Regions from separate parts of the Mus musculus genome. Here region 2 is linked to region 1. A link is a loop called in an ENCODE intact Hi-C map of the cell type or tissue named here. Cell type or tissue: heart. All regions are shown on one strand. Links, peaks and the distances in the headings refer to the core of each region. The heading gives the core; the rest is flanking DNA.

Region 1 (11,186 bases), core at 1,135-9,134:
AACAAAAGAATAATTGTGTCATTCAAATTTTTCTTATGGCTAAACCAGAAGGCATTCTCAATATGCACAACAGCTCAACACTGCCCCCTGGTGATCTCCGTGTAACCACCGGGACCACACTAGCTAATTGACTGTGGGGAACAAAAGCCCCCAGATCATCAAACCTGGTCTATGAGACAGCAGAGAAGTCTGGACCAGGCACCAAGCCATCTGGAAAAATCTCTAGGCTCCACTCCCATTTGTTTGCAGGATCTGAGATAAAGAAGCCATGAATTCAGTAATGAGTTAACTACTTTTACTCTGTCAAGCTGGCAACGGCCTTTTTTACTCCTCTTTAATTACCATGGGCACTTTTCTTGATGCCCTGTTGGTGGGAGAATAAATTAGTAAGCCTTTTCTTGTGCAATTTGGAGGCATGTATCAAGTCTTCCAAAGGCGTACCACCTCAAGGAATGTATCCTAAGGAAATAATTAAAGATTCGAGCAAACTACAGCTGCAGGAACGCTCACTGGGACCATCTACAAGAGCTGAAAGATATTAAATACCTCATGCTACAATGATATTTGAGTTTACGGAGCAAGTGAATATTTATAGGCATGCGAAGGTACTTACTAGACACTCTCAAGGGGAAAAGCAGGACACCCAGCAAGTAAAGAATTCACTTTTGTAAAGCAGACATCTTTATATGTGAATTGAAGATCTACGCGGACAGATAGGAGGATGTGGGTTCTTCTACTGGACCAGCGGGCGGGGTCAGTTTGTTATTCCTCCGACATCAGAGTTGCCTAGAGGAGCTATGAACCCACAGATTTCCAACCCTCCTCCCCTGCCACTCAACTGTTCCAGGGCAGGGCCCTAACCTTCTGCCTCATTTAATGGCTCCCCAGGTGACGTCAATGTGAGGTCAGAGCTGTCCCTACATGTGCCACCATGTGCTCACCACTGAGCTACAAAGCTCCCCACCACCGCCCTCCAATCCCATACTCAGCTTCTCCTGCTTCTCTTTTATCCCCTAGAGCAAGCATCCATCCAACCACCGGGCACTTTTCAGTGCTACAGTATACCAGCTTCTACAGTCTTTACCTGTCTAAGTCTCTCCAGAGTATTAGAAGGCTTGGTGTAGAAGTTTCTGGTACATAAGGGAAAATCCATATCCCCAGAGCAGCCCTCACCGGATCTTATAAATAAACTCTCAGATTAGGCAGCAGACACCCACTCTGGGATTCCTGGTGGCACATTAGGAAGACCATCAAAACCAATTATTTCTTGAACATTCCTAATGGTGTCAACACATTCCTCTTTATTTTGGGGCTGAGAGAAGGGCTGCAGTGCCTCCTCCTAGCTCTCCAACCAAATCCAGGGCTAGGTCTTTCTGGAATTCGAGACATCCTGGCTCAGCTCGAAGGGTACATTTCTGAACACACTCTCAAAAGCGCATCTCGGATTTCACATTGCTTCTTGAGTGACCCTGGTAGCCCATCAGTTCTAGGTGCAGCCTGTGTTTGAGACTGGGTATGAAGCTCAGTCTATAAGCAGCTATTTGGGACCAAGACTGAAAAGTGACCATGTCGTTCAGGTACCATATCTGCTTATCCAAAGACGTTACATCTCTGCCACTTCCTTCATGGGGCTATCGTTCCTAGCTACAGACTTTGAAATAGAACGACTGCCTTGGATGACAGCTCTGCCAGCACCACACAAGAGGCTTGAAGCTCACTGGCCAAATTCTCCATCTGATTCCCATTGATTTTCCATGTTCTGTGTAATGCCCCCCACACTCAGTCTTTGTCAAGGCTCTTCATTCAGTTACATGAATGCATGCTGAATTAAATAAACTGGAAGCCATGGTCAAATGGACCGTTGATTTCTTCTTCCTAGATTTCCCTTTTCCAGAAGTTTTAAGTTCATGGTAAATAGGTGCTCTTGGTCAGTCCTACAGTGGGGCAGGCTGCAGTGTGGCTGCCATGTCTCCTGCTGAGCTCTTTACAAAACCAAACAACTGAGGTGGCTCGGCCTTTAAAGTTATTTACCACCAACCCTGATCCCTAGAACCCACATAGTAGGAGAGAACCAACCGCAAGTTGTCTTCTGACTTTTTCACGTTTGTGGTGTGCACCCATCCAAAGAATTAATTAGTTAATCAATAAATAATAATAATTAATCATAAAATACCATCCCTTCTTTCTTTCTGACCTATTGTTCTCACTAAGGCCCCTGCTGACCTCCTAACTACTGAAGTCTTTTCAAGGCTCTGCTCTAAAAATTCATAGCATCATTTTCTGAGACTCCTTTCTGGTGTTCAGTACCTGCTCTGGGCCAGTCCAAGACCTTTGCATACTCTTGGAGATGTGGCTTTGAGAATCCTCTTCTCTGTATAACTTCACCTGTGCTAGCATAACCAGCGCCCACACGATGATCCTGATCTGTGTGTGGTGAAACCTTTTCTCTTGGAGGGACTAGAGGCCTAGAGAGGCCAAGATCCAGAAAGATAAACTGACTTAGCTAATTCACAAGAATCAGGAAGTTCAGAAAGAGACAAGATTCATGAGGCCCTGCATCAAAGGTTATATGAGAAGGAAACCATTGTGGGAGACCGGGAGACTTTTCGGTGGCACTACCTGCAGGCTGGGCAGAGAAATCCAGAGAGTATGTTGTCAGGAGCACCACTCATGCTGGGGTGAGCTTTCAGTGATACAACTGCCTTAGAGTGAGCCACACCAGCTTTTAAGACACCCACTGGCCCACCGCACTACACCCGCAAAGAATCATTCATTGGTTTATTGTGTCCTCTCTGGGCTGAGTAGATGTTTGTTCATGCCTCTCAAGGAAGAGTCAGGGAACAGTAGACAATCTTGATGTCTCTCCTCAATTCCAGTTGCTTCCTCTGCTCCTGGCCCACAGACTCATCAAAAGCCAGCACTGAACTAGTTTCTTAGTGTCCACTAAACCAAGGCTCTTCAGAAGGGGAAAGCAACATTGGCATGAGCCAGGATTCAAGTCACCCTGACCACTGCACAAGCATTGGGGACAATGTTGGTTCCTTTCCTTTCCTGTCCTTCACCTGATAGAGGACCAAGTCTTATCACTCTAACTCTGGACTGTCAGTTGAGCCATCTCCTCTATTCTCTTTAGGGTTACCCTGAAACTCTTGATAAAATCCCTTGCTAGCCATCTCCTGAAGTTCTTGTCCAAGTCACCCTGTCCTTCATACTACTGACTGGACCATCACCCTGCCAGAGCTCTGTTCAATCCCATGATGTGGCAGAAAAGTACCCACCTACCCCATGGACATTAAAATCCCAGCCTACTATACGCATCCTATCTCCAGCGACCTCACCAGCAACATCCTTGGACCTTGTTCTGGCCACCCCCAATGTCTCACCACACAGCTTTCCTTATCTACACCTGTAAGATTTGTCAAGAGGCTGCATGCATTTTCCAGGGGCTGGACTAACACTTTGGGTACTATTTGTTATATGCCACTGAGCCAAGTAAAGGTGGTGGGCTCATGGAGGACCATGACTCTCCTCTGTTGCATTGGGAAGGTATGTAGTCATCATAACATGAGCACACACACACACACACACACACACACACACACCTTCTTATATTAGCAGGAGGCATGTCTGTTGTTTCTAGAGTTGCAGCCACTGGCCTTGGGGGAAGGCAGGGCACATGAAGCCACTTCAGTAGCTGCTATCTAGTGGTACTCCACATCCGTACCTTTGGCATAGTTGCTCCTGCAGTCTCTGCATAGTATCCCACAGTAATCAGATGTACGACGGAGAGATGGCACTAGGCACCAACCACAGCCCACACTTCCGTTCTCCGATGACTTCCAGGTTTCTCAATAGATCCTGTGGTTCTCAGGAGTCCCTAATTAGATCATGGTTCATTCTTCCACGTGGCTGGATCTCTTTCTTTTTGGCATTATCCTGATCACAAGTCTTCCTGGGAGACTTCAATCCCAGATCTTTAACAAGTCCTTAATAAGACTCTGAGAGCCACCTCCTCTTTTACCTTGGTCCAGAGGCTCTTACTTCCAAGCTGGCAGCCTCTGCGCCCTGCAAGCGCTTTCCCCCTTATTCCACTTGGCTTGTCAGAGCCCCAGGGACTAGAGGGAATTCCTCAGGAGAGGAAGCCCTAAAGCCTACATCCTGTTCTTTTTGGCTGTGACACTATCTACTTCCACTACTCTTGTAGCTTAGGCTGGCTTTGGGTTATAGTTAAAGCATGCCTTCCTGTCCTGACAACCTCTGTCAAGACACACAAGTGCTGGCAGAACTGTCCACAACGGCCACTTCACGGAGCACTCTTCCACGTCAGCATCCAGGGAACTGCTGACAGCAGATCTTCCGCAAGGTGGCTCCCAGAGCTCACGTGGTTGATAACCGAAACTCCACCCAAAAATGCCCTTTCTTTGCTCTTTTGGGGAGTGGGGTGGAGGGAGCTTTCAACATAGCCCTGACTGTTCTGGAATTCAGTATGTAGACACATGTTAGCTTCAACTCAGAAGTCCTCCTGCCTCTACCTCCCAAGTGTTGGGATTAAATGTGTGTGCCACCATGTTCCTCAGAGGTGTGGAGTTAGAGGTTTACCTAGATACGGGCCAGAAGAGTTTATTTGTATGATGGGCTGTAGGAAATTAAAGTATTTTATTAATATCACTGGAAATACTTTTGCTAACTTGGACTTTGACATACCACATATTCACATACAAGCAACCATTCTGGAAGCAGTAAATAACTACACTAATTCTTTAGCATCCCTTCTGATACCCCAAAGAGATTACTGTTAGAAATGGCACAAAGGCTACTGACAGGTAGGGTCCCAGAGGAGGTGCACAAGTCCTGTCATGAGTAGACACAGTGCCGCAGGAGAGCAAATGCTTAGCACTGTAGGAATATCCTGGCAGCTCCTTGGAACTCATCCTCAGAGGAGAGTTGAGCATCTCTTTGGGGTTGCACGTCACCAGTCTGATACAGAAGGGACTGGGGCCACACTGAGCTCCCTGAAGGGAAGGGAAGTTTGGCGCTTCGAAAATCCTTAGCACGTGTTCATTAAGATCACTGAAACATCTTTCACATGGGTGTCAATAAATGGTCAGCTCTCAGCTCAATGCCCCACCCTCACATCAAGAAGTGTGTTGTTTTAGAGACAGGGTCTCACTGTGTAGCCCAGACTGGTATGGAACAACTTGTGAAGACCAGGCTGGCCCCAAATTCACAGAGATCCGCCTGCCCCTACTTCTGTTATTAAAGACAACATGCCTAGTCACAGGGTCTCCTTAAATGATGAATTTAAAACATCAGTATTTCTTTTGTTTAAATTCTAGTCCATCAGGGCTGGAGAGACAAGCATTGGCTGCTCTTCTAGAGAACCCGGGTTGGATTTCCAGCATCCACACAGTAGCTCACAACTGTCTGTAGCTCTAGTTTCAGGGGAGCTATGTATGTGTGATGCACACATGACAGACACAACATACAAACAAACAAATATTCTAGTCCGTTATCAGTAAAACGGAAGTGGCAGCTCTGAGTATCACCTTATCTTTTTGAGACGGAGTGTCTCAGTGAACAGGGATGGACAACTGGGCTGCAGAGCCTGGCCAGCAAGGCTCAAGACCTTCTTATTCCTACCCTCCTCCCAGCCGCAATGCTGCCATCACAGGTGCAGGGGATTGAACCCAGCTCCTTATGGTTTTGTAGCCAGAGCTTTACTGACTGTGTCACCTCCCCCTCCCCTCAGCAGTTCCTATGCTATTGTCACATTATGACTGGGGCAGCTTGGCCTGAATGAGTGACACTGAGTCTGCAGGGCCTGACCTCCAAGCGTGCCTTAGGTCCAGTGGCTGCGACTTAGCAGTCTTGGAGACAGAGGAACGAGACAGTCCTGTAATTTGATGCAGACCCTGAGAGAAGAGTCTCAGGGAGACATTGGACATCTCTTGGAAGTTTTCAGAGACTTTCTCTGGACACCTACACAGGGCCTGGTGTTTCAGCTGCCACCATCTGAAGGCTTCCCGAGTGACTGGGAACTTCTGGGGAGTCCATGCAGAGCCTGGGACACTCAGCGGACAGACCCTGCCCTCCTGTTCCTGCAGTTCATTCAGCCTTTTGGATGCTCCGTGGGCACTTCTCTGTCTATTGTTCACAAAAATGAATCAAGCTATGACTTGGGGCTTGAATTGAACTAAAAAAAAAAAAAAATCTGTATGGTTCTAAGGGTCTTCATCCAAGTTTTTCCCAAAAGATTATTCTCCAAGGGAAAAAGAAAACAAAATGTCCAAATCTCAAACATTTTTCAGTCCCCATTATCCCACGCCTCTCTGTACCCCTTGAGACACAATTTTCAATAGTAAACGGGGCTGAAGTTTGAGGGCACGGCCTGGAGAAGTTGTTTAATTTCTACCACTAAAGACAAACTTGGATTCTTTCAGGCAGCTTTCCCCTCAGGCCAGCCTTGCTTTATGGGGCCAAACCACCGAAAGAATAAATGAATGCAAAAAATTTGCCTCACAGCGGTGAACGCTAAGACTTTTTTTTTCTACAGATACAAATTCCCAAGCAAACTTAGCCCAAAGATAATCAAAATGAAGGCTGGCTTTCTTGGCTTGTTAAGGGCTTGGCTGCCCGATTTTCTTGAGGGTCTGAATCTGTTTACTCGGGAGGGGATGAACAACAGGGCAGTTCCAGAAAAATCAACACAGGCCTGAGGAGTATGGATCAGTTTGTAATACACTCTGCCTGTCATTCCACAAATACTTATGGTACACCCACTGTGTTGGGACTCTGTCCCTGGCTGCTGTGCAAGAGGAAAGGACAATATGGCTAGGCAGGTGGCCTTCATCTAATGAGGGAGGACAAAGCATCTGTCCCAAGTGGTAAATGTCATTAAGAATTGGAGTGGGTGATGGGATTTGAGAGAGACTTTGAATCCAGGTGACAACTCACAGAGAGAAGACCTCTATGCTAGACTCACTGCATTTTTTTTTCTTTGTTGCTGTGTTTCCTTTTGAGGGGGAGGGTGTGTGCAGGGCAGAAGACAACCTCAGCTGTCCATAGTCAGGAGCTGTCCGCTTTGTTTTCTGAGACAAGGTCTCTCACTAAACCTGAGGCTCACAGAGTAGGCCAGGCTGGCTGGCCACGAGGTTTCAGGGACCCATTCATCCCTGCTTTCTCAGTGCTGGGATTACAGGCATGTGTCACCACACCGGCCTTTAAAAACGAGCAAGTGCCGGGCGTGATGGCGCACACCTTTAATTCCAGCACTTGGGAGGCAGAGGCAGGCGAATTTCTGAGTTCGAGGCCAGCCTGGTCTACAGAGTGAGTTTCAGGACAGCCAGGGCTACACAGAGAAACCCTGTCTCGAAAAAACAAAACAAAACAAAACAAAACAAAACAAAACAAAAACGCAAGCAAGCAAACAAACAAACAAACAAACAAGCAAACAAACAAAAAGCCCAAAAAAACATAGGTTCTGGGGTTCAAACTCAGGTCTTCACGTTCACATGGCAGCATTTTGTGGAGTGAGCTGTCTCTCCAGCCTTTGAACCAATATGAATAAATAACACTTTGAATAGTTAAAAAGATCCATGACACTGGTTTCCTAAATACAATTATGAAGGCCATCACTGAAACTGGCACTGGCCTCAGAGGTCCAGGTGGCTACTGCTGGACAAGGAGGGTCTCCACTGGTATCTACGGGATCTGAGAGGATGCCTACTTATTTACATAATTAAAAGCTATAAGTCAAGCCAACAAGCTGTGGAGCATATTTACTCCCAGCCTAGCAAAAAACAAAAAAACACACCTCCCTACGACACAAAGGGCATGGCCCAAACGGAGAATATCCTGTAGTTTTCATTTCCATATGAGATGTGGCGGTGGTGGTAGAGAGCCTGGTCCTGTAGCATCTTCTGTCTCTTCCATCCCTGCTTCTATCTGTGTCTTAGGACATCATAGCAGCTCAGTGGGGAAACACAGTGCCAAGAGGGGCCAAGGCCAAAATGGAGCTTCTAAAGCCTCTCTCTCTCTCTCTCTCTCTCTCTCTCTCTCTCTCTCTCTCTCTCTCTCTCTGTGTATGTCTACTTACTTATGTCTAGGCATGAGGTTGCATTCGGGGAGGGCATCGGGGTGCCGGTCTGTGAGGCATATTGTGCTGTCTGGTTCCCGTTAGGATGATGACAGAAGCCCCGTCTGTATCCCAGGTGACAAGTATATCAGTACGGTTTGCCCTCCCTTCGCCCAGTGAGCTTAACACTACTGCTGCTACTCCCGTTACCTGACATGAGGAGACTGGGATTCCAGACATTTTATTTTTTTTTTTAAAGATTTATTTATTATTATATGTAAGTACACTGTAGCTGTCTTCAGACACACCAGAAGAGGGAGTCAGATCTTGTTACGGATGGTTGTGAGCCACCATGTGGTTGCTGGGATTTGAACTCTGGACCTTCGGAAGAGCAGTCGGGTGCTCTTACCCACTGAGCCATCTCACCAGCCCGATTCCAGACATTTTAATTTATCAAAGGCCACACAGCTAGATATGGTACCGACAGGATTTTAAATGTCAGATGCCACCTACATGGGATGGCCTAAAAAATTCCCAGAGGAAAATCATTTGCAAATCCCAAATCATGGAAAACTCAAGAGCGGGAAAGAAATGAAATTCAGTACGTTGGACTCTCCGGATGGCTGGTGGGTTCCAACAGAGACAGAATCCAGAGTCCTGTCTGCTGGGCAGGCCGGAGGGGTGGAGTGGGGGGGGGTGGGGCGCAGAAGGGTGACCCACAGGGTCAGGGCTGGGCAGAGCCTGAGCTTTTGGATCTGGGCTCCCTTGATGAATATACAAGCTAGGTGGGGTTCCGGATCAGCTCAATAGCTCCATGGGGCCTTATGGCCCTGTGTTCTGGAAAGGTGCCTTATGCCGAATGGGGACTTAGAGACCTTTCTATAGTTGCAACCTTCACTGCTTTCACTTTTGTGAGCAAAATGGTAGCCCGGAGTGAGGAAGCCCCAGGGTCTGGCTGCCACGCAATTTCCTTCCGTTTCCCAATAGCAGAGTGGCCACTTGGACGCCTACACTCATGGTGGCCTTGTACCCCCATTCCCTGCTGCTGGGCTGGCCAGAAAAGGCATGAGGCTAGGAGGACTTACAGAGACCTGCCCACCACCTACCTACCTCTCTCTCTCTCTCTCTCTCTCTCTCTCTCTCTCTCTCTCTCTCTCTCTCTCTCTCTCCCCCCCCCCACAATCCCTTCAATTATGTGTGTGTACCTACCTACATTGGGAGCAAGGTCAATTTCAGGTGTCATTTTTCAGGCATTGCCTACCTTGGGTTTGTTTATTTATATTTACTGCCTGGTGCCTACAGGAGCCAGAAGAGGGCATTGTATCCCCAGGAACTGGAGTTACAGAAAGTTTTTAAGCTGCCTGATATGGGTGCTTGGAACAGAAGCGGCCTCCTTTGCAAGAGCAGCAGATGCTTTTAACTGCTGGGCCGGCTCTCCAGTCCCCTGAGACAGGGTCTCTCACTTGACTGGGGCTCACCCAGCAGGCTAGGCTACTTGGAAGTGAGCCCCAGGGATGCATCTGTCTCTCCTTCCCTAGTTCTCAGATGATAGGGACAGCATGCAGCTGGCACCAGAGGGTGTCCTGTTCTGTCACTGTACTTTATGGCTTTGAAAAAGAGTCCCTCCCTGAGACTTGCGTTACTCTCAGCCAGCAAGCTTCAGCAATCCCGTCTCTGCCCACTCCGGACCCCATGTGTTTTACCTGGGTGCTGAGATCTGAGGGTTCTCACCCACTATCTCCAGGCTCTTCAGCATGTGCTCTGGGACTTGAACTCAGGTCCTTCTAATGACACCAATACTTGAACTTACAGAGCGATTGACTCAACCTAAAATTTACTTCTTAAACGTCCCCAACAAAGACTCAACGGCTATATGAGGAAGTGCACCAATCCTGTGTCCAGCTGGATGGATTTTTAATATGCAGATATTATGAGGCACAGCCCAGACCAACACAAGACTGTTTTAGAGTTCAACAGTGAATTGCAGCAGACATGAACACACTCTCGGTCAAGCAGTAAACCACCACTTGTGAGCTGACCCCCGCCCGCCCTGACTCCCCCTTATCCAGCAACGCACACAGGCTGCACTGTTAGCTGTTAGTGTCCAGGAGCAGCTCTTTCCCCTAGGCATGCATTCCCAGACCTCCAGGCAGTTATACAAGCCTGACCAAACAGGTTTGGGGGCTTTTTCTCTAAACATTCTCTCTGCTTGCCCCTCCGATTCCTCCATACAACCGCCTCCCCGAGCTTCCTCTGTGGTGCGGGCTGTGAGGTTCTCCGGGTTTTAGCAGCCTCCTGATGTTCTGGTCGGGCTCCTTTAAGATGCTAGAGACGGTCAAGATAGAAGGGACCCCAGGACTTCAGCCTTTGGGAAGCTTAGGAGGCAGAGACCAGACACTGGGCCCCTGAGCAACAGGGCAATACCAAAGCCAGAAACTGCCCGAACTGGTTACATTCCAGTAAGATTAACACAAGGCTGAGCCTGCTCCCTCGCCCACCCCTCCTCCCCTCCGGGCCTTGAATAGGATTTTTAACTATTTCCCTCCTACTTGCCGTCCAACCCCACACACTGACAACGCTCCCTGCTGTTTGCACATTAACCTCCCATTTGCCAGGCAGCTTCTCAGAGGCTGCGGATTAACAACCACCAACTCAGACAATGGTCCCCAGGGAGGGATGCAAGGAGCTCAGACAAAGGCTCCAGACACTAGGCCCAGTCAATCACTATACAGTGATCATTAGGCAAAAAGTGCAGAGGGCTCCCGCAGGACTCCAGACAGGGCACATGAGCATCACCACAGTTGGCTTGGTGCCGGCTCCAGGCACCTGTCCTAGGTGGAACTGGGGTGTGGGGTAATGGGGGATGCTCCCAAACTCACGCTATAGAACTCCAGAACCCTGTCCCACAGTGTCACCTGGGAAGTGCTGGTCTAGGAAGGGCCTAAAATCTGGAGGGACAGCATGGAACACTCAACCCACTTCGCTAGGCTTCGAGCAGATGGCTCTGGCTCCTGCTCTAGGGCTTCCTGCAAAAGCAGTTTGTAGACAGGAATCCACAGGTCAGGTCCGTTTTCTCCTCCTTCTGCCTGCAGGTGCACACACATCCATGAAC
Region 2 (11,186 bases), core at 1,621-9,620, 70 kb after region 1:
CAACACCCAAACAAGACTGTTCTCTGATTCCCAACCTACACTGGTACACATCTCCACCTGAACACACATTGAACACACACCCACACTCAACACACCAAACCCACCACAGGCCACAAAGCTGCTTCTTTGTAACACCCTCTAACCCCAAGCCAGGGACTGCCAGAGCATTGTAACACCTCAGGTAGAAACCTCTTGATCCTGTCGCTCAGAGGCAACCTCTGTAGAAGATCCACAGCAGTCAAGACGACCTTTCCTGCAGCTGGTGGCTCTTTCCCGCAGCTCTTTCCCCAGGTTTCCACTAGAAGGACTCTTTGCTGAGGGTTCCCACGTTCCTAAGCTTCTGGTGCCCAAGCTGGTGGTGACTGTCAACTCTCTGGCACTGGTCACCAGTGCACACTTTCTTGAAACTGGTGTCTCCCTTAGTCTCAACCCCTATCCTGCCTAGAAACACCTAGCTTCATTTCTTAAGCCGCACAGAATTCATCATGAAGCTATTGAGATACTGAACAACGGGCGATCACGTGCTCTGCGGGTGGAGTCAAGGCGCCCAGATGTAGACAGAACCCTGCGCTGAACTTTGCTAAGAGAACTCAAGGCAGGCCGTGACCTCTCTGAGCCTGAGAGTTTGTTTCCTCATTTCTCAAATACCGGAGCAGATGGTGAGAGTCTTTGCCTTGCAGGGGTAAGACTGGAAGGGCAAGAAGAGGTGAGTCCTTTAAGAGCCCAGCGCACCTGGCCGGCCCTAAGAGGAGGTCACAAGCCAAATCAAACAGAAAGGCTCTGGTTTTGTGCCCAGTGGGCTCAGGAAGGGCAGCAGAGGCCTGAAGGGAGCTACAGTGACAAAGGGACATGGCTGACCTCCGCCATGCTGTCCCGTGAGGAAGCTGTCCTCCAACATCCGTGCTCCGAGGGCCAGAGATGCAGACTTCTGTAATCACCATGACATACATGTTTGAACTCCTAGGGGCCACTGGCCTTGGCCTGTGAACTGACACTTAACATTTGCCCCTTGTCCTCTGATTTCCCTGTCTCTGGGTCACCTTGACCACACGTGATCCCATAGGCCTGTCTGACAAACTGTGTTTTCCAGAACACCACCTCTGCCTATCTCCTGTTGATCCTCAGAGACTGGGTCCATGCCTTCCTCCTAGCTGTCAGGGCCTCTCCTGCCCATCCCAAGCTCAGCCTCTGACTGGAGCTCCCACCCTCGCCTCCCTCTGCTTCTGACACTCAAATCTTCCCTGGCCCTCGAGGATCGGCCAGAGACTTTTCAGTCAGGTCACTTCCTCATTCTTGTCATCAGATTTCTTTCCGAAAGATAATTCCTTAAAGCAGGACGGGCAAGCTCCACACAAGTGGCTCCAGTAGGCACCCCAAGTCAAAGACCTACTCTCCCCACCAACTCTATTCCCTCAACCTACACAGGTCTCGATGGGTGACACTCAGGGCTCCCCACACCCCCAGTCTTATCTCTGCCTCCTTCACTTTGTTCAAGCCGTGACCCCTGACCCTACCCCCGCCAGGTGAGCCTGGAGTTCCCATAGCGATCTGAGCAGTAATAGTCCAACCCTCTGCCCGATACATACCACCTCCATGCCAACCCAAAGCCAACTCGAACCCTTGCTTTATTTTACTCGAGACCCTTTAGTTCTTCAAGCTTAGCCGTGCTGGGAGGGAACACAAAAAATAACTGACCATGCCACAGTGACGATCCCTTAACATCAGGGCTGAACTACAACATGAATAAAAGAATAAACCCCATTTAGGCTAGTGTTGTAAGGGTCTTAGGGTCAGGAGACAACAGTGATGAGAAAGGACACCAAGAAGGAACCATCAGAGTCAAATCCATTGTGTGCAAGAACGACAAGACTACAACTTACAGTGTGCTTCCTTTGGCCCAGGATCCGGTGGCTGGGCCAGAGCATCAGAACCATTTCTGTGCCTGAGGAACCTGCTTGTTTTAAGTTATGTGTATGTATCTGCCTGCATGTGTATATTTGTACATGCTGGTGACCTGGAGCTTGTGCTATGACAACTGTGAGATGCCCCACGGCCCCGTGATGGTGCTAGGAACTAAACTCTGTTCTCTGCAAGAGCAGCAAGTGCTCTCTAAGAGGGGAGCCATCTCTCCAGCCCGAGATGCCTGTTGTCGATGACCTGCACACAGAACTGGACATTCAGTAATGGTTCTAGCCATGATCTATCTTCTTTCTCTTTTGGCACCTGTGTATGTGTCTCTGTGTGTGCATGTACATGTGTATGTGTCTATGTGCAAGTCGACGTCCACGTGTGGACATTCATGCAGAAGCCATGTCCAGTGCTGATATCTTCCTCGGGTTCTCTATTTTTTGGAGGCAGGGTCTCTCAGTGAACCCTCTCAATTTGGCTCATCTGATGCCCATCAAGGCCCAGGGGTCCTCCTGTCTCCCCCTTTCCAGAACTAGGATTACAGGAGCATACTGCTGTGCCTATTTATATATGTGGATACTGAGGATTTGAACTCAGGTCCTCATACTTGCATGGCAAGCACTTTCCCAAAAAAGTCATCTCCCAGCTCCATTAGTAAGGGAAAAGTTGGAATTCCTTTGGAGATGAACTGGCAAGGTGGAGACCATGTTAGACCTGACTCTGTGCTGCCTTCCTAAGTGTGGCAGAGACAGTGCCATGCCGCCTTCCTTCTGGACACATGAAAGGCCTGCACTGGTCCAGTTCCCTTGGGGTTGAAAGTGGGGTCATTGCACCCACCCTCCCTTTGCTCTCCTCCCTCATCGCTTAGCTGGAAGCAGCCCTTCAGGGGGAACTAACAGGCCCTAGGGCAGGGTTTCTCAATGGGTGTTCTCTGGGCCAGCTGCCGCAGCCACACGGAACCTCCTAGCCCTGCAATCCTCGGGCTTTCTACAATGAAGTAGGACTTCAGAAAAATGGAGGTTTTAGGCTGGAGAGATGACTCAGTGGTCAAGAGAACTGGATGCTCTTCCAGAGGACCTGGGTTCAATTCCCGGCACCCACATAGCAGCTCACAACTGCCTGCCAGACAGGCACACATGTAGACAAAACACTAATGCCCATAAAATAAAAATAATTTTTTAAAAAATTTAAAATGACATATTTTCTTTGTCATTTTTGAGGTGCACGTCTTTTTTAAAAAATTAATTATTTTCCTGCAATTTGCTTTTTTAAAAAAAAAAGATTTATTTATTATATATAAGTACACTGTAGCTGTCTTCAGACACACCAGAAGAGGGCATCAGATCTCATTACAGATGGTTGTGAGCCACCATGTGGTTGCTGGGATTTGGACTCAGGGCCTCTGGAAGAGCAGTCTTAAACACTGAGCCATCTCTCCAGCCCTGAGGTGCACATCTTAAATCCTAGTTCTTGGGAGGCAAGCAGTCTCTGAGTTCAAGGCCAATCTGGTCTGCAGATTGAGTTCCAGGACAGCCAGACCTACACAGAAATCAAACAAGAAAGAAGAAAAAATGGGACAGGGGAAGAGAAAGAAATAAATATGGGGTTTTGGAATGTGTGCCCATTTAGAGGCCAGAGATCAATCAGTATAGGTTGTTGTCTCCTCGGGTACTCTTCATCTTGGTTTTTGAGAGAGTCTCTCAGTGAGCATAGAGCTTAGCAATGTGGCTCGCCTAGCTGGCCAGCGAGCCCTAGGAACTGTGCTGTCTCTGCCTCCCATGGCCTGTGAGTACGGGCACACGCTGCTGGGGCACACAATTGCATGTGAGTTCTGGGGCATTGAACTTGGACCTTCATACTTACTTATAACAACTACTTCTGAGCTACCTTCCCAGCCCAAAATTCCTCATCCTGGGGTAATATGGAGACTTACTCAGCGTGAGTACCACTGTTCTGGAAGACAACTGAACTTGAGAAAGGCTTGAGTCTCTGTACCAATGGGCAATATGCTTGCTCCATGTTTACATTGACTGTACCATGCACGAAAGATAAACTTTTGTTGTGTTAAGAAGCCTTCCGGAGGAGTTATCTTGTAAAGTGGTGACTCTGTCCCAACAAAGCCAACAATAATCACTGCCTTTGAATCTAAAACACTCATTGAGGCCATTACTTAAACAGGTTTCCCGGTCCCAAAAGGCAGGACAAGCTCCAAGTGCTAGACAGGCAGGGTTATTCTGTCCAGGCTGGGAGAGCCCATGCAGAATCCTCTATCCACTTCATTCATTCATTCACAGCCTGCTTGGTATGTTAACAATGGTTGAAGCGGAAGTCACGGAAAGCCAGGATCAGATATCAGCCAGCTGCTGGTGTTGACACATTCCTGCCGCCCTCGTCTCCTGGCGCCAGTTCGGGTGCCCGCCACTTCTCAGCTAAGAGTGTTCAGCTCTTCCTTCAGGACTTCAGCTCACAAAGAATGAATGCCAGAGTTGCCAGGCCTGCCGCTCTCGCGGGTTAGTAGTTAGAACTGCAAACCCAGCCAGGTCCCAGGCTGTGCGAGAGGCTTGCGTGTCTATCTGACAGTCTCGCTCAGTTCTGACAGGACTTGTCAAACTCCACCATCTCTCCCTTTTCTCTCCACCTTCTTCTTAAGTCCCCCTCTGCACCCTGCCTTGCTCCTCTCCCCCTGTGACTTAGCACTCTGTATCTGAAGTGCCGCCAATGTAGCCTTGGGTTTCATGGAGTCCGTAGGGTTAACTCACTGCCAATGGCTTCTTCATTGCCATTGGCAGCTTGCCTGCCGCCCTCCCCATGTTTGATTCTTGAAGCTGTGGCCTGTGTTTGGAACACGGTGCACATACGCCCAGCCTTGGGACAAGAACACATGACATTTATTAAACTGATCTGCCAAATGTTGCCTAATGACAGGCCAGCGGGGTACAGAGAGCACCCCAGAAGCACACTCAGGAAGTAACTGTGCATGTATCCCAACGACCATAGATCTTAGACTTGGCATGGAGCCAACAGGTTGTCATCTGCTAGGACTCAGCATGTTCTAGGTCCCTCCCTTCAATATATATGTCCCTTTGCTCCAGCCAGGATCTGTTCCTGCTGATTATTTGTCCCCAAAAAAGAAGATTCTTGAAGCTATTCTCTGAATTACTTGCTTGCTTGCTTGCTTGGTGTGTGTGCACGTGTGTGTCTGTGTGTGCGTGCGCGCGCGCGTGTTGTATGAAGAAGGGGTTTACACATGTGTGTGCATGTATGTTAAGTGTCTTTTATTGGTCTCTCCTTTTTGTTTTTTTAAAGACAGTGTTTCTTTTTTTTTAAGATTTATTTATTATTATATCTAAATACACTGTAGCTGTATTCAGATCCCATTACAGATGGTTGTGAGCCACCATGTGGTTGCTGGGATTTGAGCTCACGACCCTTGGAAGAGCAGTCAGTGCTCTTAACCACTAAGCCATCTCTCCAGCCCAAGACAGTGTTTCTCACTGACGACTGATCTGAAGAGGCTGACCGGCCAGTGGACTCTGGGGATCTGTCGTTCTCAATATCCAAATTCAGGTCTTCATGCTCACTTAATTATCTGTCTCCTGAGTCCAATCTATATCACTATGTTAGCCCAGGTTAGCTCAGCCTCCAGAGTGCTAAGATTGCAGATTCGAGTCACCACGTCCAGATAGATTTCCCTGGGGTGGTTTATAGTTTATTGATTTACACTTAGTCTTTGGCACTGGCCAGACTGCGCAGGGATGCTTTCGTATCCTTACGTAAATATGCAGGCCACTCTGTCAGTGTTCAAGAACTTCGTCTTTGGGAAGGCTCGTCTCTAGTCCCACCAAAATTACTAACAAGCATAGAAACAGGACAGCTGGACCCTGAGATCTGTGGAACCTGAAATCACTCAAAGCCTCCCTTAGAAACCGTAGGGGAGAAGCAGTTGAAGGCTTTGACAAAACTATGGGAGATGGGGCAAGGGGCACTGTCAAGTGTTCTTCTCAGGCTGAGGCTGAGAATCACTCATGTTCAGTGCCGACAGTGAAGAAGCCATTGGCTTCTTGCTGTTTGTTGGCTGTACATGGTGTTGAACAAATCATGTGGCCTCATGATAGTTCCATTTTTCCATCTGTGAAGTGGGGCCAGCCCTTCTACGGCTGCTGTACATGAAGGGGTAGACAGATACTTGGAGCAGTGCCTGGAGCCCAGGAAACACCCCACGGGTCATCTGTTACTTCCTTGCTTTGGAGGCCACCAGAGGGCAAGTATGAGAGACTCCTGGGAGCCAGACGGTAGAGACGATCACGCTGAGGTTTCATTGAGAATCGAAAAGATTTGCTCAGATGAGAGCTATTAGGAATCTGTGAGCGAGGCTTGGGGAGACCGCCCAGTCCATAAAGTGATTGCTCTTTAAGCAATGATGAGTGTGACCCCTAGAACTGACACTGTTAAAAAAGCTTAGGATTGGAGAGTGGCATCAGCATTAATGGGCAAATCTGGCTCTGCCAGAGGACCTAAGTTTAGTTCTCAGCACCCAAGTTGGGTGCTTGCAGCTGCAGTTAACTCTAGGTCTAGGGATTGGAAGCCCTCTTCTGGCCTCCACAGGCACACAGGCATTCACATTCAGTCTCCACACACCCTACCCACATAATGAAAAAAAAAAATCATAAAAATAAACCTTAAAAAACAAGAAAAAAGAAAAAAAGGCCAGGCATGGGGTAGACTTGTAACCCCAGCAGTGGGGAGAGGAAGACAGAAGGATCTGAGTCAGTTGCTGGCCAGCCAAGCCTACAGACCAGTGGGAGACCCTATCTCCAAGAAAAGGACAGTAGAGACTGGGGAGATGGCTCGGTTATAGTGCTTTTTCCTGTCTTGCAAGCAACATGTCTGAGGACAGGAGTCTGCACCCCCAGTCCCTCCCAAGTGCTGGGTAGATGTGGCAGCCCACCTGTCTCTCCAAGAGCTTGGGGTCCCAGCTAGACTAGTCACACAAGCAAGCTCTAGGGTCTGGGTTGTGCTAAAGACTCCTTATGTCAACCTCAACCACTATATGCACACGGACTACATACACATGTGCATCCACATACCGGTACACACACCCATGCATAAATATGCACACGCACACCACATATATACACATGTGAAAAAACTTACAGGTGTGTGGCCACTGAAAATGACACGCTTTGACTTCCTCATGGATGTGCACACACCCGTGCGAGTCTGTATCCACATGAACATATGCTTACACAAACACACAAGAAGTCTGTGGGTGGATTCCCACATATATAATGGCTTGGTTCTGTCCTGCCAGAGCAAATGGACACACCCAACAGGCAGCTGGGCCCTCGGCTACCACACTGCTACCCCAAAGCTAACCACAGAGCATTTTGCAAGCCAAAAGCTTCAGGACACAACACTGAATCATTGAACCCACATTTCTGCCCCCCCTCTCAAAGGGTGGGGGTCCTTGACTCTCTCTCCAACTGATGTCTTTCTGTCCCTCCTGCCTACTCAGCCCTGGAGCTGTTCCCGGGACCTTGCTGAGCCATGTCCTGGGTGGTAACACCCACGCAGGATAGCCAGACTCACCCCACACATGCAGCCATTAAAAATTAACTCCAGAGATCTTTAAAAGCAGAGAAAGTCACCAGAGAGAAAGGGTACAAAGGACAGGGCATGACTAGAGGTTTGGGACATAGCATCTAACAAGTTTTGACTGCAGACAGAAGACATTTTCCCCCCTTTCTTTCAGAAAAGGATGAGAAATCTTTTTTATGCATTTGCCATGGGAAACACTCAGCTCAGCACATTCCACAAGCTAAAAGGAGGCAAACCAACACGATGGCAGAACTCTCCTACCAGCCCACAGGCTCTCAACAAACCCCTGCACTGCCAGGTAAGGGAGCCTTTCAGCCTCCGGAGCAAGGGCTGCACATAGGCAGAGTAAGGGGGCAGTCTGACTCTGGGACGTTAGCCAGCATCACTTAAATACTCTACGCTGCAAAGAAAGTTCCTTTTAGACACAGGGCTCGATGCCAGTCTTATTTATTCTGTTAGGTTTTTTGAAGGTGAGGGTATGAGGGTGGGGGACGGGACCAGAATCCTAGCGATATGACAGTCCAGAGGTTTATTAATTCTGGCAAGCAGCAGCACCACCTAGAAAGAGTTAGGAACTCACGTTCCACCCTCTCTCCCAGCAGCCCAGCACTGGAGGCTGACCACATGTGTGAGGCCAGTCTGATTCAGTCTGTATAGTGAGTTCCAGGCCAGCCAGGAGCTGACTTAGTCAGAGCTTGCCTCAAAAAGTGTTGGAGTGGCGCTGAAGAAATGGCTCCATTGGTAAAGCGCCTGTTATGCAAGCAAGACTTTGGATCATAAGCACTCATGTAAAAAATACACTGGGTAAGGTGGGAGTTGATGGATCCCCAGTGTTCACTGGCCAACCATGCCAGCCAACCAGTGAATTCAGTGATAGACCCTACCTCGAATGATAACGTGAAGAAGAACGTTTGAGGGAGATGCCCCGTGTTGACCTCTGACTTCTACACATGTGAAGGAAGGAAGGAAGGAAGGAAGGAAGGAAGGAAGGAAGGAAGGAAGGAAGAGAGACGGGGCAAGCCAATGAGATAGCTCAGCAGGTGAAGGTGCCTGCCTGGAGCCTAGTAACCTGAGTCAGGACCCACATGGTGGAAGTAGAGAACCAACTCCTGAAAGGTGTGCTCTGACCTCAGATGGATGCCATGGTGCACGCCCCTGCCACACACACGTAAATAAACACATGTGATGTCTAGAAAAATACATTAATTCTTATGTTCATACCCTTTAGAATCAAACACTAGGGGCTTAAACTCAATGGCAGTGGGGCCAGGTGAAGCTGCAAAGTGAGCCCTACCTTCAGATGCCTATCACAACCATCTCAAAGGTTCTGAAAACTAGACAGGATGGGTGTCAAACACAACGAGACCAGGGCATCAGTGAATGCTGCACTATGCTCAGGTCCTGGAGGTATGAAAAACACTAGCATGAAAAACACTGGCAGGTCTCAGGTCTTTATGTCTATCAAATGGACAAACATCCGAAGGCTGGAGAGACAGCTCAGCAGTTAATCGTACTTGCTGCTCTTACAGAAGACCCAAGTTTGGTTTTCAGCATCCACAGTGGGCAGCTCACAACTAACTGCCTCTTATTCCAGCTTCCGGGGGATCCAACACTCTCCCCGGGTCTCTTCCCACGCTCGCAAGTGTGCACTCACACACATGCACACGTATACACATTAAAAATAAAAATCAATCTTTAAAAAAAACCAACTAGACAGCTTTCTGAAAAGTGCTAATGCTAAAAGTCAGCTCTCTGGAAGGGAGGGTGAGCGAACGTCCGTGGACTCTGAGACTTTGACCCCACCATCTCCCACACAACAGTCCCTTCTCCTCCAAACCTAGCCCCTCTTGGAAACCAGCACGCAGGAAGGATTCCACAGTGACTCGAGGGGAGAGACTAACGCCTCTGTCAACGGCAAGACTGAGGGGTGATGGTGTGTGGCGAGGAAGGAAAAGGCCCACAAAACAAACGGCCCTGGCTGCCGTGAGAGGAAGCTAAAAGAACAGCCCCCGCCCCGCAACATTAGGTGAAAAGACAGGAAGTTCTAGAAAGGATGCAAAGATGTTGTTTTAAGCCAGGTGGTGGCGGTGTGTGAGCCTTTAGTCCCAGAATTCGTGAGGCAGAGGCAGAAAGATCCCTAAGATCGAAGCTAGCCTGGTCTACAGAATGAGTTCCAGAACAGCCAAGACACCACAGAGAAACCTGTCTCCAAAAAACAAAACAAAACAAAAAACCCCAAAATGCTGTTTTGTTTTGTTTTGTTTAATCCCTTCTGACGGATTAAAATCTCGGTCCTTTCCAGGATAAACAGCATTTTGTCTGGCATATGGAGATGTTTCTGAGGCCCCCAAACCTGGTCCTACCTCATGATACTTGATGCCCCCTGCTTTTTCCGAGAGGTGGGGCCTGCTCTCCACAGTCTATGTCACTGGTTAAGATATGAATGGCAGTCTACACTTTCCACACAATTGATTGCTGCAATCCTAATGCCCACTGTAGCTACAGGGTGTCCATATTCCAGGCTTCACCTCCAATACCCGGACTTAAGAATACCAGGGAGGGGAAACCACCCCCAAATTTGTACATATCCTCTGGTAATAACTATACAAGATATGGATGAGTCAGAATATAGACAAAGGAAGTAGTCAATGAAAGTGGATTTGGGGCCTGACCCGCAAGTAATCCCAGTTACTCAGGAGGCTAAGGCAGAGGGATTACATATGCAAGGCCAGCATGGGCTACAAAGTAATGCAAAGCCCATTTGTACAACTTACCAGGACTCTGTTTCAAAAGTAAGAGGGTCAGGGAGATGGCTCAGAGGATAAAGACACCTGAGAACAAGGCTGACCTATGACCTACACACACACACACACACACACACACACACACACACACACACACACACAATGTAAGGGTATGGTGTTGCTCAGTGGCACTGCTCTTGGTAAGCATGTAGGAGGGCCGATATTCAATCCCTGGTACCACAAACAAAACAAAAAGTGGGATGCTGGACTGTAGGTTAATCATCTTTTCCTCTGTCACATAATGTGACAGACACTGATTATATTTTAAAAATTTAAATAAAGCCAGATGTGGTGGACCACACCTTGAATCTATCACTTGGGAGATAGAGTCAGACAGCCGTCTGTGAGGTCAAAGCCAGCTACATCTATGGTCTACGTTATAGTTTACATAGTGAATTCCAGAGCAGCAACATCTAGGCAGTGAGACCCAGTCTCACACAAACAAGACAAATTAACCATATGGTAAATACATTAAGAATTATGGGCTGAATGTTCATGCTCCTACCACCAAATTCCTCCGTTGAAATCTAATACGACCGGATCTGGAGGTGGAATCTTTGGGAGGAGATTAAGCTATGGAGGTAAATCCTCATGGCTGAGGCCAGAGAGCTATGCTGCCACGAAGGAATGCAGCAGCAGCCAGCAGTCTGTCACCAATGCAAACCATACCATGCTGGGACCCTGACCTCTGGTCCCCCATCCACCCTTCAAAACTGTAAGAAATAAGCAGCTGGTTGGTAAGCTTCTACATCTAGGTCATTATCACAGCAAGCCACAGGATTTGCTGGCTTCTCTGAGAGTGTAACCTACTGAAAAAGAGCATTCCGATGGGTTGGGAAGGGTGAGTGAGGGGGCATTACAACCAATTTCCCCGAG

The links. A loop is a pair of places that touch in the nucleus more often than their neighbours do. Peaks named below come from ENCODE experiments on the same cell type or tissue, not always from the same donor. Only the 100,000 strongest peaks of a DNase experiment are listed, where the experiment ranks them.
Region 2: a loop joins it to region 1, with 2.6 times the contacts of the local background. A loop is called at or near these places in 9 of 42 quality-filtered maps.

What each region holds. Positions count from the first base shown.
Region 1 is chr6:72,667,080-72,678,265 of GRCm38, forward strand. The region is part of intron 3 of Tcf7l1 (transcription factor 7 like 1 (T cell specific, HMG box)); the gene reads right to left. Gm31391 (a long non-coding RNA gene) reads left to right here. Exons shown (of 4, transcript XR_003956315.1): 2 at 11,167-11,186. Among named protein-coding and RNA genes, the nearest start is that of Gm31391, 17 kb to the left of the region's middle. In heart, for the core only: a CTCF peak has its summit at 4,361; a DNase peak (open chromatin) is centred at 4,212; H3K4me3 peaks cover 497 bases; H3K27ac peaks cover 1,406 bases.
Region 2 is chr6:72,736,458-72,747,643 of GRCm38, forward strand. All of the region lies in intron 3 of Tcf7l1 (transcription factor 7 like 1 (T cell specific, HMG box)), which reads right to left. Gm31249 (a long non-coding RNA gene) reads left to right here and starts at 3,386. Exons shown (of 2, transcript XR_377763.3): 1 at 3,386-7,804. In heart, for the core only: CTCF peaks have their summits at 4,303 and 9,579 (motif pointing right); DNase peaks (open chromatin) are centred at 4,274 and 4,784; H3K4me3 peaks cover 574 bases; H3K27ac peaks cover 1,928 bases.